Regions from separate parts of the Homo sapiens genome. Here regions 1, 2, 3, 4 and 5 are each linked to region 6. Evidence: chromatin loops called from intact Hi-C (ENCODE). Cell type or tissue: IMR-90. All regions are shown on one strand. Each heading gives the region's core, and the rest is flanking DNA. Links, peaks and the distances in the headings are about the cores only. Region 1 has its middle 49 kb from the start of ZNF780A. Region 2 overlaps SPTBN4 (spectrin beta, non-erythrocytic 4). Region 3 overlaps SERTAD1 (SERTA domain containing 1). Region 4 has its middle 20 kb from the start of AKT2. Region 5 overlaps SPTBN4 (spectrin beta, non-erythrocytic 4). Region 6 has its middle 2.3 kb from the start of LTBP4.

Region 1 (5,255 bases), core at 485-4,484, 460 kb before region 6:
TAACAGGTTCTTAAAGTATTTCATGCCAACTTCCCAAAAAAATAGACTCTTCTCTGTCCAGTGAGCCTAACATCCTGACCTGGAGAGGCAAGAGCAGGATTTTTTAAAAGCACTTCATAGAGGCCACAGTAGGAAAGGCCAAAGATGCCCAAACTCATCAGTATTCAGAATATTCTAATTAACACACAATGAGGCCAGGTACGGTGGCTCACACCAGTAATCCCAACACTTAGGGAGGCCGAGGTGGGAGGATCGCTTGAGCCCAGGAGTTCAAGACCCACCTGGGCAACATAGCAAGACTCTGTTCTCCACAAAGAGAAGGGGAAAACCCACAACGGCATACCATTTCATACCCAGCAGACTGTCGAAATGTAAGTCTCTCAATATCAGGTTTTAATCCATAGAATAAAATAAATATCCACACTTCTCGGCCGGGTGCAGTGACTCACACCTGTAATCCCAGCACTTTGGGAGGCCAAAGCGGGTGGATCACTTGAGATCAGGAGTTTGAGACCTGCCTGGCCAACATGGTGAAACCCTGTCTGTACTAAAAAAAAAAAAAAAAAAAAAAAATTAGCCAGGTGTGGTGGCACACACCTGTAATCCCAGCTACTCAGGAGGCTGAGGCATGAGAATCACTTGAACCCAGGAGGCAGAGGTTGCAGTGAGCAGAGATCACAACACTACACTCCAGCCTGGGTGACAGAGTAAGACTCCACCTGAAAAATAATAAATAAATAAATAAATCACACTTCTGCATGGATCGAAATAAAAAAATAAATACATGAGGAGAAGGGATGGTTCTATCTTTCAGTAGATTTACAATTTATAAATGTAAAAGGAGAAAGGAATATGAAAAATTACCATTAGTCAAATGTCACAGCAATAACTGTTGCAGACAAGATCCACCAATGGATGCTAAAATTTGTGGGCAAAAGTTTGAGAAGGAAAAAGACTTGTATAGTCTCAAAAAATCTCCTTCAAGATAGTTTTTAATTACCAAGGGGAAAATAGTAACTTTACAGTGGAGATGTGCAGCATACAGCAATTTAAGTGATCAAGGTCAGCATCACCAGCAATAAGATACACTGACATCAGGTGCCTCCTGATATCATGCACTGAGAAGGACACAACATCATTTCTGTGGCGTTCTTGGCAAAAACTCATAACTTTAGTCCAGTCATGAGAAAATGTCAGACAAGCCCAAATTGAGGAATATCCTATAAACTAACTGATCAGTACCATTCAAAAGTGTCAAAGTCAGTTGGGCATGGTGGCTCACACCTATAATCCCAAAGCTTTGAGAGGTTGAGGCAGGAGGATTGCTTGAGGCCAATAATTCAAGATCAGCATGTGCAACACAGTGAGACCCCATCCTGACAAAAAAAATTAGCCGGGCACCATGGCATGTGGCTGTAGTCCTAGCTACTCAAGAGGCTGAGGCAGGAGGATCCTCTGAGTCCAGGAGTTGAAGGTTGCAGTGAGCTATGATCGCACCACTGCACTCCAGCCTGGGCGACAGAAAGAGACCCTACCTCTTAAAAAAGCAAAGTGTCAAAGTCATGAAACACAAGCAAATACAGAGGAAATGTTCCTGTCTAGAAGAGACACAACAACTGAACACAATATGGGAGTCTGGAACAGAAAAAAGGAAAAAAAAAGGACATCAATAGAAAAAGTGTTAACATTCAAATAAGATTGGTAGTTTAGTTGATACTGTGATACCAATGTTAATTTCCTAGTTTTGATCATTGTGCTATGCTAATAACAATAGGGGGAGCAGGATGAGAGATATGTGGGACCTCTCTGTACTATCTGCACTTTTCTGCAAGTCTAAAATTATCTAGCATTACAGCTTCCACCTCACTCTCTGCGTTAACTTGCTCACCATCTGGCCCTCCCCACAGTCCCCATCATGTGGCCTAGCTTCCCCTAGAGCAAGTGGACCCAGAGGAGTGTGAGTGAGCCCCCTTGGAAGGGCATTCTCCAGTTCCTTTAAACCCTTCTGATGACTGAACCCCAGGCCAGTGCCTTCGAACCAGAACCATGTGGATAAGCTGCTCTCAAATACTTGACCCACAAAAAGTGTGTGAGACAATAAATGTTTACTGCTTTTACCTCCCAGATTTTCTTTTTGAAATTCAGAAAGTTGTTGTTGCACATAATGACGACTAGATGGCACCAGAATTCCAAGGATAGAAGCAGGCTGCCAGCATCATGAACTCAATTGCCTCTGAGTTTGTTTACAAATTTATTGCAATCCCAATACAGATATCATCAAGGGTTTTGTGTGTGTGTTTGTGTGTGTGTGTGTGTGTGTGTTTTCTTTTTTTGCCCCAGAGCTAGAAAGAAGCAGTAGCAGCCGTGGCTGCCACCAACTTAGGCAGTAGCTCTACCAAATACTTAAAACGATATAAGTGGCCAGGCGTGGTAGCTCATGCCTATAATCCCAGCACTTTGGGAGGCTGAGGCGGGTGGATCACCTGAGGTCAGGAGTTTGAGACCATCCTGGACAACATGATGAAACCCCATCTCTACTAAAAATACAAAAATTAACTGGGCATGGTGGTGGGCACCTGTAATCCCTGCTACTCGAGAGGCTGAGGCAGGAGAATCCCTTGAACCCGGGAGGCAGAGGTTGCAGTGAGCTGAGTTTGCACCATTGCACTCCAGCCTGGGTGACAAGAACAAAACTCCGTATCAGAAAAATTAAAAATAATAAAAATAATACAATAAAAATAAAACAATATGTGCCCTTGCCATGGTTGGGGCTAAAAAAAAAAAAGTAAATAAAAACAATATTTTAAAATGTGTTACTGATGCATAAATAAGCAGACAGATCAAAAGAAGGTTAGAAAATCCAAAGACAGAAGCAATTGCTGATGGAGATTTATATGATGATATAGTAATTTCTAATTCAGGAAGGGACTTTAGAAAAGGTTTTAATTTAGTAGTGTAGAAACAACTAGATGACCACGTGAAAACAAAGAAGCTTGAATGCATTTCCCACCCCATATACCAGATTAAATCCTAAACATATCAAAGATCTAAATGAAAAAACACAGCCTCACAGATAATAAAACACTGGTGAGTTCCCTCATTACCGGGGAGGGTGTAAATTTTCCAAACTATTACTCAAGATCCAGAAGCCATAAAAGAGAATTTTGTTAAATGACCAAACAAAAAAAAAACAAAAACCTTTTGCGTGGCCACAAAATAAGCCATACACAACCAAAAACTACAGATGACAAAATAAGAAAAATATTTACCACTTATATCACAGAAGAGAAAGAGTTAAAATCCCTAAAATATAAAGTGTCTAAAAATTAAGGGAAAAAAAACAAGAAACCTATTGAAAGCGGGCAAGATACATAAACAGAGAGTTCACGTTAAAAAATGCAAATGCCACCTAAATTTATAAAAATAGCCAGACACAGTGGCTCATCCCTGTAATCCCAGTACTTTCGAAGGGAAGGTGAGGGGATTGATTGATCCCAGGAGTTTAAGACCAGCCTGAGCAAGATGACAAGACCTTGTCTCTAAATAAAATAAAATAAATTAGCTGAGTGTGGTGGCACACACCTGTGATCCCAGCTACTCGGGATGCTGAGGTGGGAGGATGGGAGGACTGCTGGAGCCCAGGAGTTCAAGGCTGCAGTGAGCTATGATTGCACCACTGCACTCCAGCCTGTGTGACCGAGTAAGACCCTGTCTCAAAAAATAAAAAATAAAATATCACACCTGTAATCCCAGAATTTTGAGAGGCTGAGGCAAGCAGATCACCTGAGGTCAGGAGTTCAAGACCAGCCTGGCCAACATGGCATGGTGCATGCCATGTTGCAGCCAGGCAACATGGTGCAGCCAGGCATGGTGGCATGCACCTGTAATCCCAGCTACTCAGGAGGCTGAGGCAGGAGAATCGCTTGAGCCTGGGAGACGAAGGTGGCAATGAGCCAGCCGAGATTGTGCCACTCCACTCCAGCCTGACTGGCAAAGCAAGAGCCTGTCTCAAAAAATAAAAAATAAACTAAAGCTCAGCCTCACTCATAATAAAAGAAACACAATTAAAACTGCCCTGAGATCCTATTTCTCACCTAACAGATTAGCAAAAATCCAAATGTTGGACAGCCCTCTTGTTGGCAACGCTGTGGGGAAACAGGGACTCTTCCATTTTACTGATGGAATATAAAAAGATAAAACCTCCATGGAGGAGAATTTGGCAATATCTAGTGAATTTGCCCTTTGACTCAGCAATCCTACTTCTAGGAATTAGGTCCAAAGACACAGACAGAAATAGGAAACTTCATATGAACGTGCCTCTTCACTGGAGCCCTACGCATGATAGCAAAAAACTGGAAACTATTGCAATAGCCATGAAGAGGGTGCTGCTTAATTCAACTATGCTATATCCACAAATACAGAGCACTGTACAGCTGTGAAAATAAGATATATTAAGATTACATATATATGTGATGTGTGTGTATGTACAAGTGTGTACACACGTGTTTTTTTGTTTTGTTTTTTTGACTATTTGTTTGTTTTGTTTTGTTTTGAGACAGTCTTGCTCTGCCGCCCAGGCTGGAGTGCAATGGCACGATCTCAGCTCACTGTAACTTGCACCTCCCAGGATACAAGCCATTCTCCTGCCTCAACCTCCCTAGTAGCTGGGACTACAGGCACGTACCATGACGCCCTGCTAATTTTTGTATTTTTAGTAAAGATGGGGTTTTGTCATTTTTACCAGGCTGGTCTTGAACTCCTGACCTCAAGTGATCCGCCCACCTCAGCCTCCCAAAGGTCCTGGGATTACAGGCGTGAGCCACCACACCCGGCCCATGTGTACACACATATATAGTCACCTCCAAGATGTAGTTAAGTGAAAAAACCAAGGTGCAAATTGGTATGAACAGGATGTACCTTTTGCTCAATAGAGAGGAAAATGAATACATATGTTCATTGGTTTATATTTTCCAAGTAAATGGAATGTCAAAACAATTTTTGCGATTGGGACTCAATCACCCACAAAACAATGGTTTTGGTTTTTTGTTTTCTTGAGACAGGGTCTTGTTCTGTCACCCAGGATGGAGTGCAGTGGTATGATCACAGCTCACTGCAGCCTCCACTTCCTGGGCTCAAGCGATCCTCCCACCTCAACCTCCAGAGTAGCTGGGACTGCAGACGTGTGTGACCACGCCCAGCTAATTTTTTACTTTTTATAGAGATGGGGTCTCATTATGTTGCCCAGGCTAAAACAA
Region 2 (5,255 bases), core at 600-4,599, 58 kb before region 6:
GGTGACAGAGTGAGACTCTGTCTCAAAAAAAAAAAAAAAGAGAAAGAAAGAAAGAACGGCAGCCAGACCATGGCACCATAGCAGGGAAGAGCTGGGGAGATAATACCCCAGACTCACTTTCCTCTGGGCTTCCCTTTGTCAGCCAGGGCTGGCTTCATGGGTGTTTGCCCGTGCAGTGACACAGGGCTCCATGCTTGGTTTAATGCCCTACTATTGATGTCTTGAATTTTTTTGTTTTTGAGGCAGTTTCTACCTCTGTCACCCAGGCTGAAGTGCAATGGCGTGATCATGGCTCACTGCAGCCTTGAACTCCTGGACTCAAGTGAACCTGTCACCTCAGCCTCCTGAGTAGCTGGGACTACAAGCGTGTGCCACCACGCCCAGATAATTTTTGTAGTATTTTATAGAGACGGGGGCCTCACTGTGTTGCCCAGGCTGGTCTCAAACTCCTGGCCTCAAGTGATCCTCCTACGTTAGTCTCCCAAAGTGCTGGGATTACAGGGGTGAAGCACTGCCCCTGGATAAAATTCTTAATAAATATTTGAACAAGGGACCTTGTGTTTTCATTTTGCACTGAAAAGTATAAGCCATGTTTGAGGCCAACCCACATGGAAGCCAGAGGACAGGAGGGCTGGTCCATGCAGGTCAGTCCTGCACAGGGCAGGGTGAAGAAGCTTGGACTATGGGTCTCAAGATCCCGGGCTGAAGCATCCATCCACCTCGGCCTCCCAAAGTGCTGGGATCACAGGCGTGAGCCACTGCCCCAGCCTATTGCTAGGATTCATAATTATCTTGCAGTGATTACTAATTCTTCCCCAGCAGTGTTTTGCAGTGGCTGAAGGCACAGACTTGGGACTCCAGCAGGTCTGGTTCTGAGTCACAGCTCTCCCACTTGCTGCCTTCGTCTCTCCCTCTGAGCCTTGGATGCCTTCTCCTTGCAATGGGAAGGACCTCAATGCTCACCCCCTGGTGGATAGCAGGAGTGTGGGAAGCAGCAGAGCATCTCAGTGAAGGGCATGGATGCTGGCGCTGGGCTGCCTGGGTCAAGCCCTGGCTCTGTGCCTTATCACCTGGATAGCCCAAGGAGGTTACTTTTCTCTCCATGCTTCAGTTTCTTTTTCTTTTTTTAAGAGGGAGTCTCACTCTGTTGCCCAGGCTGGAGTGCAGTGGCAGGACCTCGGCTCACTGCAACCTCCGCCTCCTGGCTTCAAGTGATTCTCCTGCCTCAGCGTCCTCCTGAGTAGCTGGGATTACAGGCACCTGCCACCACGCCTGGCTAATTTTTGTATTTTTAGTAGAGACGGGGTTTCACCATGTTGGCCAGGCTGGTCTCAAACTCCTGACCTCAAGTGATCCACCCACCTCCGCCTCCCAAAGTGCTGGGATTACAGGCATGAGCCACCGCGCCTGGCTGTGCCTCATTTTCTTCTTCAGTAAAATGGGCATAATGATATTTCTGACCTCATAAGGACATTGTGAAGGTGAAAAGACATAATGCATTAAGTGGTTTCAGAACTGCTGACCCAACAAATCTAAGATTCAGTATTTATTCACAGGTCTTTAATTTTTTTTTTTTTAGACCAAGTTTTGTTCTTGTCACCCAGGCTGGAGCGCAGTGGCACAATCTCGGCTCACTGCAACCCTCTGCCTCCTGGGTTCAAGTGATTCTCCTGCCTCAGCCTCCCGAGTAGCTGGGACTATAGGCACCCGCCACCATACCCGGCTAATTTTTGTATTTTTAGTAGAGATGGGGTTTCGCCATGTTGTCCAGGCTGGTCCCAAACTCCTGACCTCAAGTGATCCGCCCGCCTCGGCCTCCCAAAGTGCTGGGATAATAGGCATGAACCACCGTGCCTGGCCAGTCTTTAATTTTAACTGTCATAAAACTGAGAGCATATCACCATCACTCTACTGTTTTCAAAAGCTAGTTGTTTCACCTTCCCTTTGGTTGTTACTTATGTGATACACGGTTACTTCATTTGTTTTTGTTCATATTCCATTTGGGGCATTTACCCCTCTCCATGCTGCTTTTTAATTTTAATTTATTTTTATTTTTTGATAGATGGGGTCTCACTATGTTACCCAGGCTGGTCACAAACTCCTGGGCTCAAACAGTCCTCCTGCCTTAGCCCCTCAAAGTGCTGGGATTATTCGCGTGAGCCACTGCACCTGGCCCCAAAACACATTTTAAAAAAGCAACATGGATGATTGGGCACAGTGGCTCATGCCTGTAATCCCAGCACTTTGTGAGGCCAAGGCAGGAGGATCGCTTGAGCCCAGGTGTTCCAGACCAGCCTGGGCAACATAGCGAGATTCACATGCCTGTGTTCCCAGCTACTCAGAAGGCTGAAGTGGGAGGATCACTTGAGCCCAGGAGGTTGAAGCTGCAGTGAGCTGTGATCGTGTCACTGCACTCCAATCTGGTCGACAGAGTGAGACCCCCATCTCAAAAAAAAAAAAAAAAAAAAAAAAAAGAAAAGTAATTTGGAGGTGGTAAATGAAATATTTATATAGTGTTAAAAGTTAGAACCATCTTTAGCTCACTTGCTTTTGCCAAATTGCCTGCCCAGGTCCTTCTGTGGCTGCTCACTCTCTCCCCAGCAGTACACATGAGCTCCTGTTTCCTCTCGTCCTTGCCAACACTTGGTTTTGTCAGACATTTTAGATCTTTCTCAGTCCGATGGCTGGGAAGTGGTATCTCACTGCAGTGTGTGTATTTGTATTTTTTTCCAATGCTACTGGCGAGCTTGACCATCTTTGACCTTCTTTTGTACTATTTAGGTTTTAGAGGAAGGAGTTGGGGCCTCCTGCTTTAGCCAGAGTACAGAGTTAGCTCTTCCCTCCCTGTAGGGGGTTCAGTCTCAACCAAGCCCAGCAAACCATGAGATGGGGGTCCCCATTGTTCAAGGGAGGGGCTGAAGCCCAGAGGAGACAAGGGAGTGGCCCTGGGGTCACACAGTGATGGGTGCCAGAGGCAGGCTCCAGCACGAGACTCCTGGGCCCTTTTCCCAGCAGAGGGAGCCCGAGGCAGGAAGTGACTGTGTGGGCCAGGGCACCCAGACGGAGCCCAGCTGCCCCTCAGGAGCTGCTACTGGGGAAGGGACCTGCCAAGGCCCTGCTGTCCCCTGGGGCATACACAGGAGAGGGGTTGGCTGCCATCCAGCCTGGCACGTTTCCTGGCTGTCCCATCCACCCTTAGGGCACTGGGGCCAGGCTGGGCTGAGGGAGGTACTGGCTCGGGGTCTGAGGGGTGTAGTGGTGTGCAGTGTGTGAGCGATCTGTCCCCCTCAGCCTCTCTCCTGTCCTCCCGTCGCCATCTCTGTGTCTCTCTCTTCCCTTTGTGTCCCTCTCTGTCCTACTCTCTCACTCCCTTCTCTCTGTCTCTTTATTTATTTTGAGACAGAATCTTACTCTGTCACCCAGGCTGGAGTGCAGTGGCGCGATCTTGGCTCACTGCAATCTCCGCCTCCCAGGTTCAAGCGATTCCCCAGCCTCCCCAGTAGCTGGGATTACAGGCACCCGCCACCATGCCTGGCTAATTTTTGTATTTTTTTATTTTTATTTTTTCTTTTTGAGACGGAATCTCACTCTGTCACCCAGGCTGGAGTGCAATGGCACAGTCTCAGCTCGCTGCAACCTCCGCCTCCCGGATTCCAGCGATTCTCCTGCCTCAGCCTCCCAAGTAGTTGTGATTACAGGCGTGAGCCACCACGCCCGGCTAATTTTTGTATTTTTAGTAGAGATGGGGTTTCACCATGTTGGCCAGGTTGGTCTTGAACTCCTGACCTCAGGTGATCTGCCTACCTTGGCCTCCCAAAGTTCTGGGATTACAGGCATGAGCCACCACCCCAGTCTCTCTGTCTCTTTTTATTTGACTTCTCTGTCTCTGCCTCCTTCCCGTGTTCCTCATGTCCTCCTTGTGTCCTCTCCCTCATCCCGTACCACACCCGCTGCTGCAGCAGGCTCTCTGGGACCCCACCTCCCAGGTCCTGGCCACGTGACCCAGAATCCTCTCTCGGGGCCTGTTGCCAAGCTGTGCTTCCTGGCCAAGAAGCCAGATGGTGGAGTCTCAAGTCCTGGCTCCCCAGCCCTCAGGGACCTGGCCAGCTGGTCGGCCTCAGCCACAGGCTCCTGCTTGGAGAGATGGGGGACTGGTCTCCTGCCAGATGAGAAAATGCACTAGAGGCTTTGCAGCTGCCAGGCTCTGTCCCTGGGGACCCCACACTTTTTCCAGGCCCACCCCCACCCTAAGCAAAGCTCTTTCTCTGGCCAAGGAAACACCCTCCTCCCCCCTGTTCTGCTTCTCTGTCCCATGTTTTTGTATCCAGCTCAGCATGGCCTAGGAGAGGAGTGCACATTCAGGGACTATACAGTCCCAGTCCTTGCCTTATTGGGACTCAAGGCAAGGGACCCCATCCTTTCTTTCTTTCCTTTTTTTTTTGTTTTTGTTTTTTTGTTTTTTGAGACAGAGTCTCACTCTGTTGCCCAGGCTGGAGTGCAGTGGCGCGATCTCAGCTAATTATGTCTTCATAATTCACAAATTATGTCTTCAATTTATGAAGGTGCTGGCTCGGGGTCTGAGGGGTGGAGTGATCAGTAACTCAAATTACGTCTTCACAAATCTCCTTGTCTTCATTTCTGAGCACCGCTTTCTTCTGTGTTGGCCTCATGGTCAGGGAGTCCCTGATGTTGGCAGGATGACCCCAGGATGCCCGGCCTACCTCCTCCCAACTTAGGAAGCCCATGGGAAAGAGAGCATCTCTTCTGTGCACACACATTTTCCTGGCGAAAATGGGGAGAGTGGCCGGGCACAGTGGCTCACACCTGTAATCCCACACTTTAGGAGGCCAAGATGGGAGGATTGCTTGAGGCCAGGAGTTGGAGACCCGCCTGGCCAACACAGCGAGACCCCACCTCTACCAAAAAAGAAAAAGTGGGAAGAGTTTTCATTGGCCCATCTAAGGTTACGTGCTCATATCTGACCCAATCTTTATGACCAGGGTGTTTTCAGTGTTCTGCTTGGCCCCACTTGGGTCATGTGATTACCCATGACTCTCTAGGTTTCATTTGCCCTTCAGGAAGCTCAGGACCTGAGAGTGAGTTTTGATGTATTTGGAAGGAGAGGATGGATTTTGGGCAGGCAAAACCAACAACTCTGCACTACAGAACTTTGAATCAAGAAGTCTTGGCTTGGTTCTTGAGTTTGGGGTTTTGTTTTGCAGTCATTTGTGGTAATCTGCTACCACTTAATTTTT
Region 3 (5,144 bases), core at 1,145-5,144, 180 kb before region 6:
CTGTGAGGCTAGGGAAGGAGGTGGACGCTTCTTCTCAGGGACCACCCTCTCCAGACTCAGTCTGAGCCAAGCAGGAGCCTTGGCCTGCCCTGCGTGGCCTAGCCACTCCGCCCCACCCAGTCCAGCCAAGGGACACTGGTGTCTCCCTCGATCCCACCGTTCACGCCCACCCCCACACCCCAGTCCTCTCTCCTGAGCTCCCGGCCCAGGGCCCGGGCAGCTCCATGCCTTCCCCTGGGTGTCTCCCCAGCCTCTTGCACCCCCTGGGTCCCTCCTTGGCCTCAGCCCCAACCCCAGACTTGCTTCTCTCCCCAGTTGCCATCTCAGGGATGGCCCCAGTGTCTCCCAGTCCCCTGATTAGAGCCCTGAGCCTGGTCTGAGACCCCTCCTCCAGGCCTTGTCAGTCCCACAGCCTGTCTGCTGGGCCTCCTGAGTGCCTCTTCCCTCCCAACAGCTGCTCCGTCCCTCCCCAGATTCTCCACCCCTGGGATCCTGGGCTCCTGGCCTCCAGTGTCACCTCCCCGACGATGCCACCCACCTAGTGAAGGGATCCTTTTACTTCATGACTCCCCAGCATCTTCAGAGTTAAGTCCCCCATCCAGGGTCCTATATGCCCTGGCCCCTGCGGACCCTTCCAGTCTTGTCATTTACCTTACTGCTTTCCTCCTCCTTCCAGCCAAACCCAGCAGCTTAGAGATCCCTGAAAATGTTGTAGGGTCTCTCTCTCAGTGACCCTTGCTGTTTCCTTGCCCACCAGAACAATAGTTCTTTGGGGCAGATACTGTTACTGTTCCAGTTTACAGGTGAGGACCCCGAGGCTCAGAGAAGTTAAGTACCTTGCCTAGAGTCACACAGCCACAGAGCGGTAACTCTTTTTTCTTTTCTTTTCTTTTCTTTTCTTTTCTTTCTTCCTTTCTTTTCTTTCTTTCTTCCTTTCTTTCTTTTCTTTCTTCCTTTCTTTCTTTCCCTTCCTTCCTTTTTTCTTCTCTCTCTTTCCTTTCTTTCTTCCTTCCTTCCTCTCTCTCCCTTCCTTCCCTCCCTCCTTCCTTCCCTCCTGCCTTCCTTCCTTCCGTCCTTCCTTCTTTCTTTCTGACAGGGTCTTGTTCTGTCACCCAGGCTGGAGTGCAGTGGTGCAATCATGGCTCATTGCAGCCTCAAACTCCTGGCCTCAAGTGATCTTCTCACCTCAACCTCCTGAGTAGCTGGGACTACAGGCGTGAGCCGTCGCATCTGGCCAAAGCTGGGGTTCAAACCCAGGCAGTCTGGCTTTCAGGAACAGTCTCTTCTCTCCAGCTTACTGCTTCAATAATATCTCTGTTAGATTTCTAAAGTGTGCCGGGACTGCATACCATAGGTGCTCAATAAGTGTTTTTTAATTTTGTTTGGTTTGGTTTTTTTGAGATGGAGTCTCGCTCTGTCGCCAGGCTGGAGTGCAGCAGCACAATCTCGGCTCACTGCAACCTCCGCCTCCCGGGTTCAAGTGATTCTCCTGCCTCAGCCTCCTGAGTAGCTGGGATTACAGGCCCGCCACCTTGCCCAGATAATTTTTGTATTTTTAGTAGAAATGGGGTTTCACCATGTTGGCCAGGATGGTCTCAATCTCTTGACCTTGTGATCCACCTGCCTCGGCCTCCCAAAATGCTGGGATTACAGGCGTGAACCACCATGCCCGGCCACTCAATAAGTGTCTAATGAATAGGGACAGAGGTAGAAGGTGAGCCTTGGAAAGTACAGAATTCAGACCCCAGAGAAGTGGGGTAATAAGGGCCCAGGGGCAGGGGAGAGATGTGGTCAGATTTACCCTTTACATAGGGATAGGCACACAGTAGGTGTGTGCTCATAAATTTTTGCTGAATGAAGGACAGGAAGAAGGGAGGGAGGAAAAAGAGACAAGATAGCTGGTCACAGCTCTTCCAGGTGTGAGAGAGAGAGAGAGAGTGTGTGTGTGTGTGTGTGTGTGTGTGTGTGTTTTGGGGGTGGTCTGTGAATGCCATGGAGGAAAGCTGGCCTAGGGGGCGTCATGGCGAGCATACACAGAGGCTCTGTGAAAGGTGGCAGTTGTGCCAGGGCTGGCGGCTCAGCTAGGAATGGTGTGGGCCCTGGAGTCTGCTGGCCAAGGTGGTGTGGCCTCCTGGGGTTGAGCCTGAGGGTGGAGCAGCACACCAGAGCCAGGGAGCCTGCACAACCCATCTGGGGGTGACACATGGGGAGAGAGGGGCAGGTCCTCACACATGAGCCATTCATAAACCTGAGGGCACCGGGCAGACGGGACCAGGGCTGATGTAGCCCATATGGTGCTTTTGTGTAAAAGACATGCCCCTTCCTGGAGGTACTTGACCTCCATCTGCTGGGAAACTTGTAATAAATATGTAAATGCAGGGTACCTGGAACACCAGTGGCAGCCCCTTACATACGGAGCCTATATGCAGTGCACAACCTATGCAACTGTACCTAGAGGCTCTGGGGAGAGGGGCCATCAGTGGCAAAGCAGGCACAGGGGCAGACGGAAGGATCAGCTCACCCCATATTGGGCCTCGGAGACATCAGAAACAGGTCCTTAGCTGGGCACAGTGGTTTGTGCCTATAGTCCCAGCCACTCTGAGGGCTGAAGCCAGAGGATCCTTTGAGCCTAGGAGTTCAAGGCTGTACAGCACTATGATCACTCCTCTGTACAGACAGTGCTCTCCAGCCTGGACAACACAGTGAGACCCAATCTCTTTGAAAAAGCGGGGAAAGGAAAGAATAAGAAACAGGCCCACGGGAATCCCAGCACTTTGGGAGGCTGAGGTGGAAGGATTGCTTGAGCCTGGGGGTTCGAGACCAGCCTGGACAACATAGGGCAACACTGTCTCTACAAAAAATTTAAAAAATCGGCCGGGCATGGTGGCTCACGCCTGTAATCCCAGCACTTTGGGAGGCTGAGGCAGGGCGGATCACTTGATATCAGGAGTTCAAGACTAGCCTGGCGAACATGGTGAAACTCTGTCTCTACTAAAAATACAAAAAATTAGCCGGGCATGGTGGCAGGCGCCTGTAATCCCAGCTACTCGGGAGGCTGAGGCAGAATTGCTTGAACCCAGGAGGCAGGGGCTGCAGTGAGCCGAGATTGCACCATTGCACTCCAGCCTGGGCGACAGAGCGAGAATCCATCTCAAAAAATAATAAATAAATAAATAAATAAAAATAAGAATAAAAATAAAATCAGTTGGGCGTGGTGGCGTGCACCTGTAACCCCAGCTAATTGGGAGGCTGACGCGGGAGGATTGCTGAAGCCCAGGAATTCGAGGCTATAGTGAGCTATGATCGCGCCACTGCACTCTCCAGCCTGGGCGACAAAGCGAGACCCCGTCTCTAAAAAAAAAAAAAAAAGAAAAAGAAAAGAAAGAAACAGGCCCGCAGAGTGTTGTAAACAGAGGGCGTTCATGATCCCTCGACCACTGGACAGATGTCCGGGGAACCCAAGACGGCGGCACCGCAGAGCCCGACTGGGCACCAGGGGGCGGTGCTGAGCTCAGCCCAGGCGCCCAAGTTTTGAGTCTGCGGCAAAGCAGTCCGAGTCCCATTTGCCCGGGGCTGGAGTCACTCGGGGTTGGAGTCAGGCGCCTGGAAGACCCTCAGCCTGGACGACAGCTCCCCGCAGGCCATTTTCACCCGCTTCCGCGGCCCGCCTCATCCACTTCCAGAAATGGGCACAACTTCCTCTGCTCCTCCAGGAAGCGCCACTCTGCCCGCCCCTTCCCGGCCCCTGGGGCCGACCCAGGCTCCCCATCTGGCCCAGCTCCACTCCTGCCTCTGCCTCCCCGAGGCTTCTGGCCAGAAGCGAGGCTCTGGGACCCCACGATGGCGGCGTTTCCCTCACTCAAGGCCCCGCTGGCCCCTCGGGTCACCGTCCAGCCCCCTGCGCCTCTCTCCATGCGCACCCGCAGTTTTCACGGTGACACTCCCTCCCCTCCGTGCACCCCCCCTCAGGCTCCGCCCTGTCCCTGCGGCCGTCAGGAAGGACGCAGCCTGGGTCCCGTGCCAGGCCGCTGAGTGTGCGGCCCCTCCCAGCCAGGCCTGGAATGCGGCTGGACCGCGGGGGCGGCCGCTGACACCCGGCGCTCCAGCCAGGCCCAGCACACGGGCAGGTGGCCCCAGCTCGTCCGGGTCTGGGTTTCTTCTAGAAGGAAGGCACAGCTGCCTGCCCTGAGCTCCCTCTCTGCAGTCCAGCTACCAAGCCTAGTGGCTTTATTTCAGACACAGCTCCAAGCGTCCCTATCCTTTGCCCAGAGATTTAAGACCAGGAGTGAATTTTATTTTTAAAAATGGGCTGTTGTCCCCCTTTCCTCCCCCATTTTCCTGGAGAGCCGACTCTCAGGGCTCCTTGGAGAGGATCTGTCCAGGGTCCAGGTTTTGTGTTTTTATTTCGGGACCATTCTGAAAGCAATCTCCCCTTCGCTCCTCAATAAATACAGGTAGACTCCAGGCGAGGACTTGCTTTCATTTTTAAAAAGTTGCCTTGACTTCCTGCTAGCAAAGAAAAGAAATAAAATTTAAGAAAAAAAAAAAAAGGCCAGGCACAGTGGCTCACGCCTGTAATCCCAGCACTTTGGGAGGCTGAGGCAGGCAGATCACGAGGTCAGAAGATGAAGACCATCCTGGCTAACACGGTGAAACCCTGTCTCTACAAAAAATATAAAAAATTAGTCGGTCCCAGCTAATTGGGAGGCCGAGGCAGGAGAATCGTTTGAACCTGGGAGGTGGAGGTTGCAGTGAGCCGAAGTCACGCCACTGCACTCCAGCCTGGGCGACAGAGTAAGAATCTGTCTTAAAAAAAAAAGAAAGAAAAAAAAAAAGTGGCCTGGTAGGAGGATCGCTTGAGCCCAGGAGTTTGAGGCTGTAGTGAGCCATGATCAGACCACTGTACTTCAACCTGGGTGACAGAGCGAGACCCTATCTCAAAAAAAAAAAAAAAAAAGTTCATAATTTAAAACCCACCTCAAGTGATAATCTTGGAACCTTGGTTTTCTCACCTGTAAAATAGGGATGATAATACTACCGATCTTGTAGGGCTGTTATAGGATTAAATGAGTTAACACAGTGACGTGCTTAGAAACTGTGCCTCGTACACAGCCTACGCCCAATAAAATGTTTGATGTTTTTAT
Region 4 (5,255 bases), core at 556-4,555, 290 kb before region 6:
AAAGCAATCTGCTTCTGCCTCGACTCCCAAAGTGCTGGGATTACAGGCATGAGCCACCACTCCTGGCAACAAATTGATCTCATTGTGATTGTGTCTGGCAGAAATGGGGGTGACTGTACAAAGAAAAATCATGTTTCAGAAGAAAACTATAGTGTATCCATTATTAGATTCTAGTTCATTGTTGTGGAGGGTTTGTTATTTACCTGGAAACTTGAGTGGATCCTGAATTCTTCCAGTTTCCTCAAATGTCTGGCTATGACTCTCCAAACTAACATTTCCAGTCTTTCTCCCTTCTGACTTGGAGTTACTGAAAGTAAGACTTCCTTTCCTGAAGCCCTGCAAGCTAAAACTAGAAGACTTGATAGAGACTTCAGATAAATCACCACAAACACTTAGGTATACACCACCTTCATGCCTACCAATATACAAACTAATCAGAAAGTTCACTGGGATCACACCTATAATCCCAGCATTTTGGAAGGCCGGGGTGGGAAGACCACCTGAGGTCAGGAGTTCAAGGCCAGCCTGGGCAACGTGGTGAAACCCCATACAAAAATTAGCCGGGCGGGGTGGCGGGTGCCTGTAATCCCAGCTACTTGGGAGTCTGAGGCAGGAGAATCGCTTGAACCTGGGAGGCGGAGGCTGCAGTGAGCCAAGATTGTGCCATTGCACTCCAGCCTGGGCAACAAGAACAAAACTCCATCTAAAAAAAAAAAACAGGCCAGGCGCAGTAGCTCACACCTGTAATCCCAGCACTTTGGGAGGCCGAGGTGGGGGGATCACGAGGTCAGAAGATCGAGACCATCCTGGCTAACACGGTGAAACCCCATCTCTACTAAAAATACAAAAAATTAGTTGGGCATGGTGGTGGGCACCTGTAGTCCCAGCTACTTGGGAGGCTGAGGCAGGAGAATGGCGTGAACCCAGGAGGCGGAGCTTGCAGTGAGCGGAGATCATACCACTGACTCCAGCCTGGGCAACAGAGCGAGACTCTCAAAAAAAAAAAGGCCGGCACAGTGGCTCATGCCTGTAATCCCAGCACTTTGGGAGGCCGAGGCAGGTGGATCACAAGGTCATCGAGACCATCCTGGCTAACACGGTAAAACCCCGTCTCTACTAAAAATACAAAAAATTAGCCGGGCGTGGTGGCATGCGCCTGTAGTCCCAGCTACTCAGGAGGCTGAGGCAGGAGAATCGCTTGAACCTGGCAGACAGAGGTTGCAATGAGCCGAGATCGCATCACTGCACTTCAGCCTGGGCGACAGAACGAGACTTTGTCTGAAAAAAAAAAAAAAAAAAAAAAAAAAAGTTCACTGGAACCCCTAATGCAAATTGCAACCAGGAAAATCTGTGTCAAATTATCACTGCCTGCCCCTACTCCAACTGAAAATGCTTTGATCCAGCATCTAGAAATCATGTCAATTGGCTGCCCTCCAGGCTCAGAAACTAGTTTACAGATTGCTGCAAACATTAACCTTATTCTTTTGTTTCCTCTTATTAAATACCTGTTTGCTTGTGCCATACAGAGGCCTGACTGTGATGGCAGCCCACCTGCCACACCACCTCCTGGAATGAGACAGAACTGATTAATTGGACTGACCTAGTCCCAGGTCTCATACTATTCAAACACTAATCTGATTTTTCTGTCATCCACCACCAAATCAACTTTTAGCATGTGGAACTTCTAGAGAAGTTTCAGATAGGAGAAATGAAGAAGTTCGAGAAATGCCATCCCAAAATACATCCCTTTGATAGACTGATTACTTCAAATGGAGGGAACCTGGGGAACAGCAAGGGCAGGGAGGACTTTCTTTGACCTTCCCTTATCTACCTAAACACGGATCCTCCAAAAGGAACTTCAGTGTCACGAATCCCCTCCCCAGGAATCTTCTCAATCAGGAAAGATGAGCTCAGATCACAGGAGATGAGACTGGAGGTTGGCACCACGCCCAGATCTATTCTTCTGGGACAACTTTTCTTAACTAAGAGACTTATAATCTGCATAACAAGACAACTTTTATTCACCATACACTTCCTCCCTGCACCCTCCCATAATTTAGGTCACCACCACCTCCTAGAAGCCGCAAGCCCCTCTTTTTTCTGTAGCTCAGGATGCTATATAAGCTTCAATCATCTGGCCCTTCTTTGAATCTCATATATTGTGGGGCTCCTGTGCATACTTACTTAATTAAAATGAGTTTTTTTCTACTGTTAATCTGCCTTATGTCAATTTAATATGTAGCCCAGTCAAAGAACCTAGAAGGGTACAGGGAAGCCATTTTTTGCTCCCCTACACCAGGCACATAGTTGGGACTTGGGGATCAAAAAATATTTGTTTACCAAATGCAGTTTTGATTAGGAAGGTTAAAGCTCTGTACTAGGCTGATTTTTATTCCAGGTCTGAACTTGTCTGTTTACCGAGTTGGCCAGGCACGGTGGCTCATGCCTGTCATCCCAGCACTTTGGAAAGCTGAGGTGGGCGGATCACTTGAGGCCAGGAGTTTGAGACCAGCCTGCTACTAAAAATACAAAAAATTAGGCCAGGCGCGGTGGCTCATGCCTGTAATCCCAGCACTTTGGGAGGCAAAGGAGAGCGGATCACCTGAGATCAGGAGTTCGACACCAGCCTGGCCAACATAGCGAAATCCCATTTCTACCAAAAATACAAAAATTAGCCAGGCGTTGTGGTGGGCACCTGTAATCCCAGCTAATCAGGAGGCTGAGGGAGGAGAATCGCTTGAACCTGGGAGGCAGAGGTTTCAGTGAGCTAAGATCGTGCCACTGTACTCCAGCCTGGGCGACACAGTCAGACTCTGTCTCAAAAAAAAAAAAAAGGTAGATTTGAAATAGAAAAATCCTTACAACACAGCCTCCCACATTACTAAGAAAAACTGAAATAATATAAACACCACCTGATCTTTTTCAAGAAGAGAAAAATTTCACAGCTGCCCAGTGGATTTATAAACTCTATTCACTTGCCACAAGATGGCGCCACATGAGCTGGTCATCCCTGCAGAAACCCAGCTATGTCTTGCAGGCATCAAGTCTTCCTAGAGCAATTTGCGGGACCATTATATTTGAACATTCACTGTCTAAAAGGAAGCTCTTACACGACACCTAAATGCAACATGTTAAGTCACCAGGGTGTCTCGGAAAAGATAAATAAATAAATGTAACATGTGATCCTGAATTGGATTCCAAGCCAGGAGAAAAAACAGCAATAAGGAACGTTATTGGGACAATTGATGAAATTGGAACATGAATTTTGCATTAGATAAAAGTATCATGTCCATGTTAAATTTCTTGTTTTGATAGTTGTACTGTGCTTATGAAAGAGAATGTTCGGCCAGACATGGTGACCCACGCCTGGAATCCCAGCACTTTGGGAGGCTGAGGCAGGTGGATCACCTGAGGTCAGGAGTTCAAAGACCAGCCAGCCCACCATGGTGAAACCCCATCTCTACTAAAGAATACAAAAATTAGCCGGACGTGGTGGTGGGCGCCTGTAATCCCAGCTACTGGGGAAGCTGAGGCAGGAGAATCGCTTGAACCCAGATGAAGGAGGTTGCAGTGAGCCAAGATCGCACCATTGCACTCCAGCCTGGACGACAAGAGCAAAACTCTGTCTCAAAAAAAAAAAAAAAAAAAAAAAGGAAAGAGAATGTTCTTGATCTTAGGAACTACACACAAGTGTCCTGAGGTAAAGAAAGACACATGATGTTCTCCAACCTAATTCTCAAATGGCTCATAACACAATAGATATAGATGATGCATGTATCCTTATGGAGGGGAGAAGAGGGAACAGTAAGACAAATGGAACAAATTGTAAACAATTGGCAAATCTGGGTAAAGAGTATACAGAAATCCTTTGTACTCTTGTTACTTTTTTTTTTTTTCTGAGACCAAGTCTCACTCTGCTGCCCAGGCTGGAGCGCAGTGGCGAGATCTCGGCTTACTGCAACCTCCGCCTCCCGGGTTCAGGCGATTCTCCTGCCTCAGCCTCCTGAGTAGCTGGGACTACAGGCACCCACCATCACGCCCAGCTGATTTTTGTATTTTTAATAGAGACGGGATTTCACCATGTTGGTCAGGCTGGTCTTGAACTCCTGACCTCAGGTGATCTGCCAGCCTCAGCCTCCCAAAGTGCTGGGATTACAGGTGTGAGCCACTGCATCAGGCTTCTTGTTACTTTTCTAAAAGTTTACAATTATACTAAAATAAAGCATTACCAAAAAAGTTATTTTATAGCCTGTAAGAATGTCATTAAAATTTTTTTTTTTTTTTTTGAGACAGAGTCTTGCTGTTGCCCAGGCTGGAGTGCAGTGGTGCGATCTCGGCTCACTGCAGGCTCCGCCCCCCGGGGTTCACGCCATTCTCCTGCCTCAGCCTCCTGAGTAGCTGGGACTACAGGCGCCCGCCACCTAGCCCGGCTAATTTTTTGTATTTTTAGTAGAGACGGGGTTTCACCATGTTAGCCAGGATGGTCTTGATCTCCTGACCTCGTGATCCGCCCGCCTGGGCCTCCCAAAGTGTTGGGATTACAGGCGTGAGCCACCGCGCCCGGCCCTTTTTTTTTTTTTTTTTTTTTTTTTTGAGACGAAGTCCTGCTCTGTCACAGGCTACAGCGCAGTGGTGCAATCCTGGCTCACTGCAACCTCTGCCTCCCCGGTTCAAGTGATTCTTGTGCCTCAGCCTCCTGAGTAGCTGGGATTACAGGCGCATGCCACCATGCCCAGCTAACTTTTGTATTTAAGTAGACTCTGTGTTTCACCATGTTGGCCAGACTGGTCTCGAACTCTTGTTTTGAAGTGATCCACCCACCTCTGCCTCCCAAAGTGCTGGGATTACAGGCATGAGCCACCATACCCGAGCAGGTGTGTTTGTTTGTTGTTTGGAGACAGGGTCTCGTTCTGTCACCCAGACTGGAATGCAGTGGCATGAGCTCGGCTCACTGCAACCTCTGCCTCCTGGGCTCAAGGGATCCTCTTGCCTTAGCCTCCCTAGTAGCCGCCATACCTGGCTAATTTTTGTATTTTTTGTAGAGACAGGGTTTTGCCTTGTTGCCCAGGCTGGTATTGAACTCCTGAGCTCAAGCAATCCACCTGCCTCTGTCTCCCACAGTACTGGGATTACAGGAAATTTCAGAGATAAAATTAGGTATCAACACTGTATGCCAGGTACTGTTTTAAGCCTTTCACACTAATCGACTCATTTAATCCCCAAAACCATTCCATGGGATAGGTGCTATTATTACT
Region 5 (5,255 bases), core at 782-4,781, 70 kb before region 6:
CCACCTTGCTCGGCTAATTTTTCATTCTTTTTTTGTAGAGATGAAGTCTCACTATATTGCCCAGGGTGGTTTCAAACTCCTGGGCTCAAGCAATCCTCCTACTTTGGCCTCCCCAAAGTGCTCGGATTACAGGCGTGAGCCATCGTGCCCGGCCTACTCTGTTGTTCTTTCACCCTCATGGAGACTCAGGGTCTTCCTCATCTCTAGGACTGATGCTTGACAGTTTGGCTGCTGAAGGCCTGGAAAGATTGATTTCAGCTCAATTTCAGAGGCATTTTATCTTTCCTGGCTCCTAAGCTAAGTTGGGCAGGAGGCAGTCAGTGCTTCGCTTGCTTGTCTCAGGCCCTTCCTGTTCCTTCTCTCTGGTTCTGTCTCTGCAACTGTCTCCTATACACTCTGTCTCTTTGCTTCCATCTATCCATCTATTTCTGTATCTCTGTTTCCTGCTCCCTCTCTGTTTTTCTCTCCGTTTTTCTCTCCCTCCATCTGCACCTCTCTAACCCTGTCTTTTCTGCCTCTGTCTTTCACAGATACTGTACTTTTGTTTCTCCCATCTTTTTTCTCTCTGCCACTGTGTTTCTTGCATTCATTCATTTAACAAATATAAGTCGAGCGTGTACTGTATGCCAAGCCCTTTTTCTAAGCATTGGGGACACATCTATGAACAAAACAGACAAAAATCCCTGCCCTCATGGAAATGATATATCCTAGCATGGGAGACAGCCAAGATAAATAAGTAACATATAGCACGTGTTAGATTGCGTTAAGTGCTAAGGAGAAAATTAAAGAAGGGAAGAAAGCCAGAAAGTGTTGGGGAGTGGTCAGGAGGGACCTCACGAAGAAGGTGATCTTTGAGTAGATGTTGGGGGAAGGAGCATTCCCAGCAGAGGGAACGGCTAGTGCCAAGGGCCTGAGGCTTGCTCAAGGCACAGCGAGAAGGGCAGTACAGTTACCACAGAGTGAGGGGGAAGAGTGCAAGGAGAATAAGAGTTTGGAAAGGTGGGGGTGTGGGGCCTGGTAGGTCAGAAAGGCCTCTGAGATTGGCCGAGTGCAGGAGCTCACTCCCATCCCAGCACTTTGGGAGGCCAAGGCGGGTGGATCACTTGAGGTCAGGAGTTCGAGACCAGCCTGGCCAACATGGCGAAAACTCGTCTCTACTAAAAATACAAAAATTAGCCAGGCCTGGTGGTGGGCGCCTGTAATCCCAGCTAGTTGGGAGGCTGAGGCCGGAGAATCGCTTGAACCTGGGGGGTGGAGGTTGTAGTGAGCCGAGATCACGCCACTGCACTCCAGCCTGGGCGATGGAGCGAGACTCCATCTCAAAAAAAAAAAAAAAAAAAAAGGACTCTAAGGACTCTCATGGAGACCCTGGGAGGATCTCTAAGGACTCTCATGGAGACCCTGGGAGGATAGTCTCATTCTCTCTCTCTCCCTGGGGGAGACAGATAGCAACAGGACAGGGATGCATGGGAGCCCATGTGGGATGCCCCAGCCCCATCCACCAGGCCTCTTGGGCACTTTGCCTTGCACTGTGGGCAGGAGGCCAGACTGCCCGGGGCCCATGGTCCCAGCCGGCTCCAGAGTGGTACGGCCTGGGTCCAGCCTGGTCAGTTCAGTCAGGCCAAGGGCCTCGCTCTGCCTGCAGGAGTGCCCACTTCAGCTTCTCTGCGACTCTGCTGTCATCTCTCCCCACACTCTGCTCTCTTCCCTCTCTCCAACTCTGCGGCCCCCTGGTCTGTCTGTCGTCTGTGGGGCTGTCTTTTCCTGGTGGCATTTGCCACTCCTCTGCCTGTCTCTCTCTGGGCTGTCCCTGACCGGACTCCTCCTGTCACTTTCCCTCTCTCTGCCTCCTCTCTTTCGTCGTCTGCTGCTCCCTGAGTTTCTTTCTGGCTCTGCCTTGCTCCATCTCTTTTCTCGTCTTTTTTTATTCTCTCTCTCGCTCTCTTTCTGGTGTCTCCTCTCACTTTCTCGTTTGTTTTGTTTTGTTTTTGTCCCTAGGTATGTCTGTCTTTACTTCTCTGTTATCTTTCTCTCTGGACTTGCCTTTTTTTCTCTCCGTCTATATCTCTTTCTTTCTAAGTGCCTGTCTCTGCCTCTCCCTTTCTCTTCCTCTGTCTGTCTCTCTCTCTGCCCTTCTTCAGCCCCGTCCCTGCGTCCCTGGCTTTGCCCCACTAATTCCTCCCTCTCTCTTACATATTTTCCACGCCCTTCTTCCCCTACCCAGCCCAGTGCCCTCACAGTCCTACTGCCAGCGCCGCACCCCCCAACCCGGGGCCTTTCCCCAGCCCTTATCTCCCCATCCCCAGGAACCAAGAAAACCAGTTACGGGCCCAGCAATGGATGCAAAAGCTACATGACCAACTTGAGCTGCAGCACTTCCTCCGAGACTGCCACGAGGTAGGAACTCCAGGTGTGCTGGGGACGGAGACATCCCCTTTAGTCGGGAGGGAAGTGCTTCTCGGCCGAGGTGGGGGTGGGGACGCCCCGTCTAAGTGGGTCGCGGAGCGATGCTCGCTCTAAGCCGCCAGGGGGCGCGCGGAGCCGGGTCTCAGTGCGCATGCTCCGCAAGTCCCTGCCCGCCCACGCCGACTCCGGGAAACGAAGGAGGGGCCCCGGGCGCCCCTGGCAACCGCGCGTGTCCGCGCCTACGGGTCCCGCGGGGACGCGCGCTGATCTCACCTTTCTCTCCTGAGATTTGTGAGAATCGCTCTACCCCAGGAGAGGGGCGGGGCGGGCGGTGGGGATAAGGGCCGAGGGCCGTGGGGGGGCCAGCGGCCCTGCGCCCTCCTGCAGCCAGCGATGGCTCTGAACCAAGCCCTCGCCCCTTTAAAGGTGTTCAGTAATCAAGCCCCTTCCCTTAGGGATGATCTGCACACATTAGGGACGATCTCCCCTAATCCGAGATGGTCCAGGCCCCCTTCCTTATTAGTGACGGTTCAGGAGACCTGCTGTCTTCCCCTCCTTCCCTTGCATTCCATAGAAACGATTCTAGACTTTGGCCACATTAGAGATGGCCTAGTAAACATTTTCCTAAACCCTAAACAGAGCTAGGCCTGGCCCTGAGCCCCTCCATCTGTGTGACCCAGGATCATCCCCTCCTCCATCATCACCCCGTACCTAAGTTTCTTCCAACCAAAGCTGGTTCAGGAACCAGGTCTAACCCCTAAACCCCTCAGCCTCAATTAAAGACGATTCGACCCTCCCCCCTATGTTGAACACCCATGGGAGATTGTTCTCTCCGCACACGGAATAAACAAGGGCCTCCATACCGTGCCCCCCTCCCCCATAACTGGGGTAGGCCGGGACTTGAGCCACTGGAGGAACCCCCTGTTCCCCCTCGCCCCCACTGGAGATTGTGAGATGTTCCAGGTCGCCCTCCCATATCCCCTGTCCACATGTGGTGGCCAGGAGCCCGAGCTTCTTCCCATTAGAGATGGTTCAGGAGGCCCCCACCCAGCCCCTCACCATAATCCCCACTCCCTTAGTGAGGCAGTCCAAGCCCCAGGCGCTCCCTCCCGGCATTAGATTTGGTCCAGGAGCACCCCCCATCCCTCATGAGATTGTTCTGGATCAGGCAGCAATCATCTGAGATGGCGCAGAAGCCCCCCACCCGAAGCCTTGGGGCGAGTGGTGGTTCCTCCTGCACCCCCACCTGGGGCCCCGCAAAGAGGCGGGCAGGGAGGCAGGCAGGGGGCGCACGCGGGCGGGCGCGCGGCCGCCGCGCGGGGGCGAGGGAGGGGGCGCGCGGCCGCCGGAGCCTCAGCCTTCGCCGCCGCTGCCGCTGCCGTCGCAGTTGAGGGGCGAGCACCCGCCCGCCCGCTGCAGGGACGCCCCGCCAACGCCACTGCCGCTTCAGGTCTCGGGGGCGCCCAGGGGAGGGGGTTGGCGCGCACCCCGCGGACGCAGACAGGGGAGGGGGCTCGGGCGCGTGCCCGCCCGTCGTGGCCGCGGGAGGGAGGGGCGGGGCGGCGCGGGGGCGGGCCGGGCAGGCGCCCGGACCCCCACCCTGGGGGAGGGGCAAGGACGCCGGGAGCTGTCCGCGGTGCTGGCGCGGGCGGGACTGAGGGGCCGGCCCCCAAGGGAGGGGAGCGAAGCGGGGGGACTTCTAAGACCACTTCTAGGGTAATCTGGATTTGCCCTAAGGGTTCAGGGCGTCTCAGCCTTTCGAGGGGGGGCTCTTCTCCGGGTAATGGGGCATCTAAGATTTGCCCTGGGGTTGGGGGTTTCTCAACCTTTTGGGGGGTTTCTTTCTTGTTTTGGGAGGATCTGTATCAGCCTTGGATGATGGAGGTGAATCACTTTTGGGGGGCTCTGCCTTGGAAGATGAGGGGCCTTGGATTTTCTCTGGGTCTAGGGGGCTCTGACTTTGTGGGGCTTTTCCTGGGTTGTTGGATAGTCTGGTTTTGCCCTCCATCATGAAGGAATCACTTTTGAGGGGGCTTTACTTTGAGGATGGGGTACCATCTCTTTAAGGGCTCTGCTTTCACTGCGGGCTGTGGTTGCCGTTGGACTCTTCCCTGCACGTCGGGAACCTGTGAATTGAGTTGGGGGGTTCAGCACTGGACTTGGTTCTAGTGTGTGTATGAAGGAGTGTGATGCTGTCCTGGACCCCTGGGGAGCACATGCTCAGGGGACATGGGCTGGGGTTTGGCCGGCTGGGGATCTGGGATTTGTCCTTGGCTATGACTGCATTTGCCTCCCGGGACCGCGGAGCTGGAGTCCAGTGTTTGTTTTTTTTTTTTTTTTTTTTTTTTTTTTTTTTTTTGCAGGAGGGAGGAGGGAGGATCTTGTGACTGGAGTGGGGAGGAGAAAGGGGAGGAGCAAACTGTTTCAGGTGCCAGGTTTGGTCATGAGTGGGGAAGTTCTGGCTTGGAGGATAAGTCTGGTTTTTTACTGGAGGGGGTTGGGGGAGGCTCAAAAAGCAGCCTGTGATTGATCCTCTCTAGTGCCGTGAGAGGGGCCCACTCTTGGTGCTTGCGTTTTGGATGACTGGTTTTGTTGGTGGGTAGGAGGACTAGAACTGGCTTTAGTTGTAGGGGTGGGGGTGCTGGCCGGGCTTGGGAGGTCCGATCTGATCCACGATGGAGAGTCTGTGGCTAGATTTTGGGGTAGACTGGTTTGGAGAGCCAGAACACAGCTTTGTTTTTCACATTTGGCTGGGGTTGGCTTTGGTTGAGGGCTAGAACTGGTCATGGTTTGGGGATCTATGGTCTTAGAGTCCCAGGGCTAGAACTGGGGAGCCCTGTGGGCTCATT
Region 6 (4,000 bases), core at 1-4,000:
TCGCAGCCCGTGGCTGGACTGTGGAGAAAGTGAGTCGGCCTCGGGCGGGGGCGGGGGCGGGGGCAGGGGCGGGGCCGGGGCTAGCCTGACCCGCTGGACAGACCGCCCGCCCGGAGCGGGACTCGGCGCCCGACACGATGCCGAGGCCTGGCACCAGCGGCCGCCGCCCCCTCCTGCTGGTGCTGTTGCTGCCGCTCTTCGCAGCCGCCACCTCCGCCGCCAGCCCCAGCCCCAGCCCCAGCCAGGTCGTCGAGGTCCCGGGGGTCCCCAGCCGCCCGGCCAGGTAAGCCCCCTGCTTCCTTGTGCCCCTTCCACCCAATAAGTCTGGTGGTCCAGGAGGACCACGGCTTTCGGATTCAGGGGAAACTCGAACCCACTGCTTCGATGTGGAGATGCAAAGAGGGCCCTTGGATTTATTAGGCGCCCTCAATTTGTAGGGGTTAGATTCGGGGAGTACTGAGATTTTTAGGGGAAAGAGTCCCCTTTATTGTGGTGGAGAAGGCTAAGTCTCCAGAGAATCCTGGGGTTAGTTCGGGGAAAGGTCTCTAGTTTATTGGGGCAGGGGGTGGGGGGCTGAGCTCTCCTAGAATGATAGAGACGTGTGGGGTCTTCGAGCTAGGATGGAGCGCCCCAAGTTTCTTGGGCGCGTAAGGAGGAAAGGTGTTGGGGGATTCTGGAGGGACTTTATGAGGCCGCTGAGTTGTCCTGGTTTTCTAGGATTTGGGGGCTCTGTGTTCATGAAAAGCGACCTTTGGGTTTTTCGAATTGGTCAGGAAGACATAGACTCTTGCGTTGATGGTGGAGGGGCTTGTGGGGAGTGGGGTCGGGTGGGGGAGTCCTCAGGCTTCAGAACGGTTGGGGATGCTCAAGTTTCCTAGAATTAGAGGACTCTGGGATTGAATGAGGCTCCAGTGATTTCACCGCGAGAGATCCAGGATTCCCTATAGATCTGGGGGCTATAGGCGCCCTTCCTGTCTGCGGGTGACGGGACTGAAGGAAGCCGTCTGCCCAGCACCCCCACCCACCCTCCCCGCCTGGCGGCCCAGCGCTCCGTTACAAAGGCCCCGGGCTCCTCTCCCGCCTGGGTCTCTGCGAATGCGTTTAGTAACCCGAGCCGCGGCGGGGGCGGGGCCGGGAAGGGGTTAACCTGGAGAAAAGGCGGGAGGGATGACGGCAAGATCGGGGATCCCCGAGGCTCCCCACCAGATGGCCTCATCCTCCACTCGGCCCCACCCACCTGAGAGGGGCCCACGCGCTGGACACCCCCCTCTCTGCACCCCCCCACTGCTCTCCTCTCGGGGTCTGGGCGCGCGCCCTCGTCTCTAGACCCCCTTAGCCTGGGGATAATGGACTTGTCTGGGGGGCCCCTTCATTGCGACGCACTTGAACCGGAGCTGGAAGCTCCGCCACTGAGACCCTCTGGGCTGGGAGATGTCTGCAAGAACGGCACCTTTCTCCTGGTCAGGCGGGAAACTGAGGCCCAAAGACCAAGAAACGCTGGCTTCTGGACACACATCGTGGAAGGGCAAGAACGGGCTAGAACTCAGGCTCTGGGATTCTCAGTCCTGGACTGTGACTCCCGTTATCCCCCTCCACCTCAGCACCCTGCTGGACCCACAGTCAGAGGGAAGAGCCTTCCCTCCCCAGCTGCCGAGGCCTGTGAAAATGGCGCCACCTGTCGGCCAGGCTCAGGATGGCGTCTGAGTCCCGGACCGGGATGTGCGGGAGGGCGGGGTTCTAGATTCCCAGACAGTGCGGGCTTAGAAATGCTCTTAGAAATCGAGTCTTTTGTTTTTGTTTTTGTTTTTTAATCACTTTTAAAAGGCTTTAAAATAACGTATTTTTTCAATAAAATCGTACGCCAAAATCTCTTCATAAGACAAAAGTACGGTTTCTGTGCCCTTCAGCCCGAAGTCTAAGCCAATTTGCCTCCCATTGTACAGATGGAGAAACTGAGGCGTGGGGAGAAGAACCTCGTTAGTCATATACCTGTTTCAAGCCCCCTCAGGATGCGTCTTGGTTTCCCCTCCCCGATTGCCCTCCTTTGCAGAGTTCTGGGGTGCTAGGGGCCTGAGTGACTTCCACTCCACTATTTATAGCGTTGCTGTTTGTCGCTGCTGCCCGGGCCAGACGTCTAGGAGGAGCCGCTGCATCCGAGGTGGGTTCTGGAAGATGGAGTATGAGTAGGGGGCAAAAGGGAATAGGAGGAGAGGGGCAGGGAGCTCCCCATCCCTCCCCTCATCCCAGTGGGAGAGCTGGATGCATTTGGTAGAGAAGTACTTGGTCCCCTCCTTCCCCACTTAGTCCCTGGCTGTCTCCGAAGCCTTCTGCAGGGTCCGAAGCTGCCAGCCCAAAAAGTGTGCAGGCCCCCAGCGGTGCCTGAACCCAGTGCCTGCAGTGCCCAGTCCCAGCCCCAGCGTGAGGAAGAGACAGGTGTCCCTCAACTGGCAGCCACTGACGTGAGTGGGCAGTCCCTCCCCTACCAAATCCTCCCTCAGGAACTCCTAGCTTTGCCCCCGTTTCCGCTCCTCCTCCCTTCCCCTCTCCCTCTCTCTCCCCCCTCCCTCCCCGGCTCTTTCTTTTGCTATCAGCCTGTCTGTCCGTTTCTATTTCATCCCTTGCCTGCCTATCTCAGGCTCTTCCCATCTCTGCATTATTTCTGTCTCTTTCTGTTTCTTTCTAGTTACCTGTCTCTTTTCCTCTCTCTCTTTCTCCCTGTGTCTCACTGCCTGCCTCTATGTCTAAGTCTCTCTGCCCCTTCTCTCTTTCTCTCCCCCAACCCCCATCATCTCTCTTTCTCTCAGGGTCTTTGTTTCTCTCCCACTAGAGGCCTGGTCCCCATAAATAGGTGTTGTGGGGGGAGGGTTGGGCAGAGCCGCTACTGAAAGACATTTTCCTGGCATGGAGGCCCTTTGGTGGGGAGGTCAGTTTAACCCGGTGACAGCAGCTTTTCCGTCCTCTCCCACCCAGGCTCCAGGAGGCCAGAGCTCTACTGAAGCGGCGGCGGCCCCGGGGGCCAGGGGGCCGGGGACTACTGAGAAGGAGGCCCCCACAGCGTGCCCCCGCTGGCAAGGCCCCGGGTAAGCACATCCGCCTTTCCTCCGCCTGGGGCGAGGGGGGTTCCGGGCCAGATAAAGCCGTCTGGTTCCCACGGTCCAGCCGCCGCCTACCCGCCCCCCGTTGTAGCTCAGCACCCACCCCCAGGACGAGGCCCCCTCTAGGGACCCCAGCGTCCGGCCGTGCGAGGTGAGCCCGGGACAGGACCAGACACAGGCCAGAGGCACTGACCCGCGGGGGTGGGGCCGGGAAGCCAGGCGTCCGGGCTCCCCGCGGCCGAAGAGGGAGGGCGCTGGCCCGTTAGAAAGCTCCGCCGAACCAGCCCAGACAACAAAAGCGATTGTGCGGGTTGGCGCCTGCCTGGGCACCAAATGCTCAAGATTGTGGGGCGGCTGGGGGCCAAAGGCCTCCTCCTGTTTCCCGAATCTTCCCCCTGCCCTCCTCCCGCTCCAGCTCTTGACCCCTAGTCTAGAACACCCCTCATCTCAAACACCCTCAAAACCCTCCTCTTGCTGTAGCCTTCAGCCCAGATGTGACCCCTCCCCCTAAAGTCTTCCAGATGTGAGCCTCGGGCCAGATGTTAGTACCCCCGCCCACAGCCTCCCTTTATCCATTGTGACTTCTCCCGCCAGGTGTGGCGTTCTGGCCAGATGTGGCTACATCTTCACATGTATCCCCCCCACCTCCAGCCTCCTGCCCAGGATCTAGACGCCCAATTCCTTTATGTGCCCAGGTGTAGCGACCCTTCTCCCATCCCTCAGATGTCCCACCTGGCTGTCCAGATGTACCATGATAGCCCCCTATCAAGATGAAGCCCCTTTCTCTGTGCCCCGGGCAGAAGAGGATCAACTCTTAGCTGTCTCCCCAAATGTGGCCCCCACTACTCTTAATGGATTTCCTCTTTATGGATTCAGCTCTGTCTGGGGGGAAACCCGCCCGCCCC

Evidence for each region. Hi-C counts contacts between places; a loop is a spot of excess contacts. Peaks named below come from ENCODE experiments on the same cell type or tissue, not always from the same donor. Only the 100,000 strongest peaks of a DNase experiment are listed, where the experiment ranks them.
Region 1: a loop joins it to region 6, with 4 times the contacts of the local background. A loop is called at or near these places in 7 of 110 quality-filtered maps.
Region 2: a loop joins it to region 6, with 10 times the contacts of the local background. A loop is called at or near these places in 77 of 110 quality-filtered maps.
Region 3: a loop joins it to region 6, with 6 times the contacts of the local background. A loop is called at or near these places in 22 of 110 quality-filtered maps.
Region 4: it touches region 6 in a loop (13-fold over the local background); 53 of 110 quality-filtered maps call a loop at or near these places.
Region 5: a loop joins it to region 6, with 15 times the contacts of the local background. A loop is called at or near these places in 91 of 110 quality-filtered maps.

Annotation. Positions count from the first base shown.
Region 1 is chr19:40,137,813-40,143,067 of GRCh38, forward strand. No RefSeq gene overlaps it. Among named protein-coding and RNA genes, the nearest start is that of ZNF780A, 49 kb to the left of the region's middle. In IMR-90, for the core only: a CTCF peak has its summit at 2,183 (motif pointing right); a DNase peak (open chromatin) is centred at 2,199.
Region 2 is chr19:40,538,367-40,543,621 of GRCh38, forward strand. All of the region lies in intron 20 of SPTBN4 (spectrin beta, non-erythrocytic 4), which reads left to right. Among named protein-coding and RNA genes, the nearest start is that of SHKBP1, 36 kb to the right of the region's middle. In IMR-90, for the core only: CTCF peaks have their summits at 958 (motif pointing left) and 3,012 (motif pointing right); a DNase peak (open chromatin) is centred at 4,095; H3K27ac peaks cover 203 bases; H3K27me3 peaks cover 382 bases.
Region 3 is chr19:40,417,317-40,422,460 of GRCh38, forward strand. SERTAD1 (SERTA domain containing 1) reads right to left here. Exons shown (of 2, transcript NM_013376.4): 2 at 4,273-5,144. Among named protein-coding and RNA genes, the nearest start is that of SERTAD1, 6.1 kb to the right of the region's middle. RefSeq lists enhancers at 3,377-3,877, 3,543-3,662 and a silencer at 3,953-4,042. In IMR-90, for the core only: a CTCF peak has its summit at 3,495 (motif pointing right); DNase peaks (open chromatin) are centred at 3,645 and 4,025; H3K4me3 peaks cover 1,062 bases; H3K27ac peaks cover 1,494 bases.
Region 4 is chr19:40,302,523-40,307,777 of GRCh38, forward strand. It overlaps a transcript of C19orf47 not described here. Among named protein-coding and RNA genes, the nearest start is that of AKT2, 20 kb to the left of the region's middle. In IMR-90, for the core only: a CTCF peak has its summit at 2,986 (motif pointing right); a DNase peak (open chromatin) is centred at 3,019.
Region 5 is chr19:40,526,735-40,531,989 of GRCh38, forward strand. SPTBN4 (spectrin beta, non-erythrocytic 4) reads left to right here. Exons shown (of 36, transcript NM_020971.3): 18 at 2,307-2,397. Among named protein-coding and RNA genes, the nearest start is that of SHKBP1, 48 kb to the right of the region's middle. RefSeq lists a silencer at 2,444-2,763. In IMR-90, for the core only: CTCF peaks have their summits at 2,524 (motif pointing right) and 3,681; a DNase peak (open chromatin) is centred at 2,557; H3K4me3 peaks cover 425 bases; H3K27me3 peaks cover 618 bases.
Region 6 is chr19:40,597,098-40,601,097 of GRCh38, forward strand. It overlaps a transcript of LTBP4 not described here. Among named protein-coding and RNA genes, the nearest start is that of LTBP4, 2.3 kb to the right of the region's middle. RefSeq lists a silencer at 1-100 and an enhancer at 1,515-1,574. In IMR-90, for the core only: a CTCF peak has its summit at 1,680 (motif pointing left); DNase peaks (open chromatin) are centred at 14 and 1,664; H3K4me3 peaks cover 1,443 bases; H3K27ac peaks cover 1,081 bases.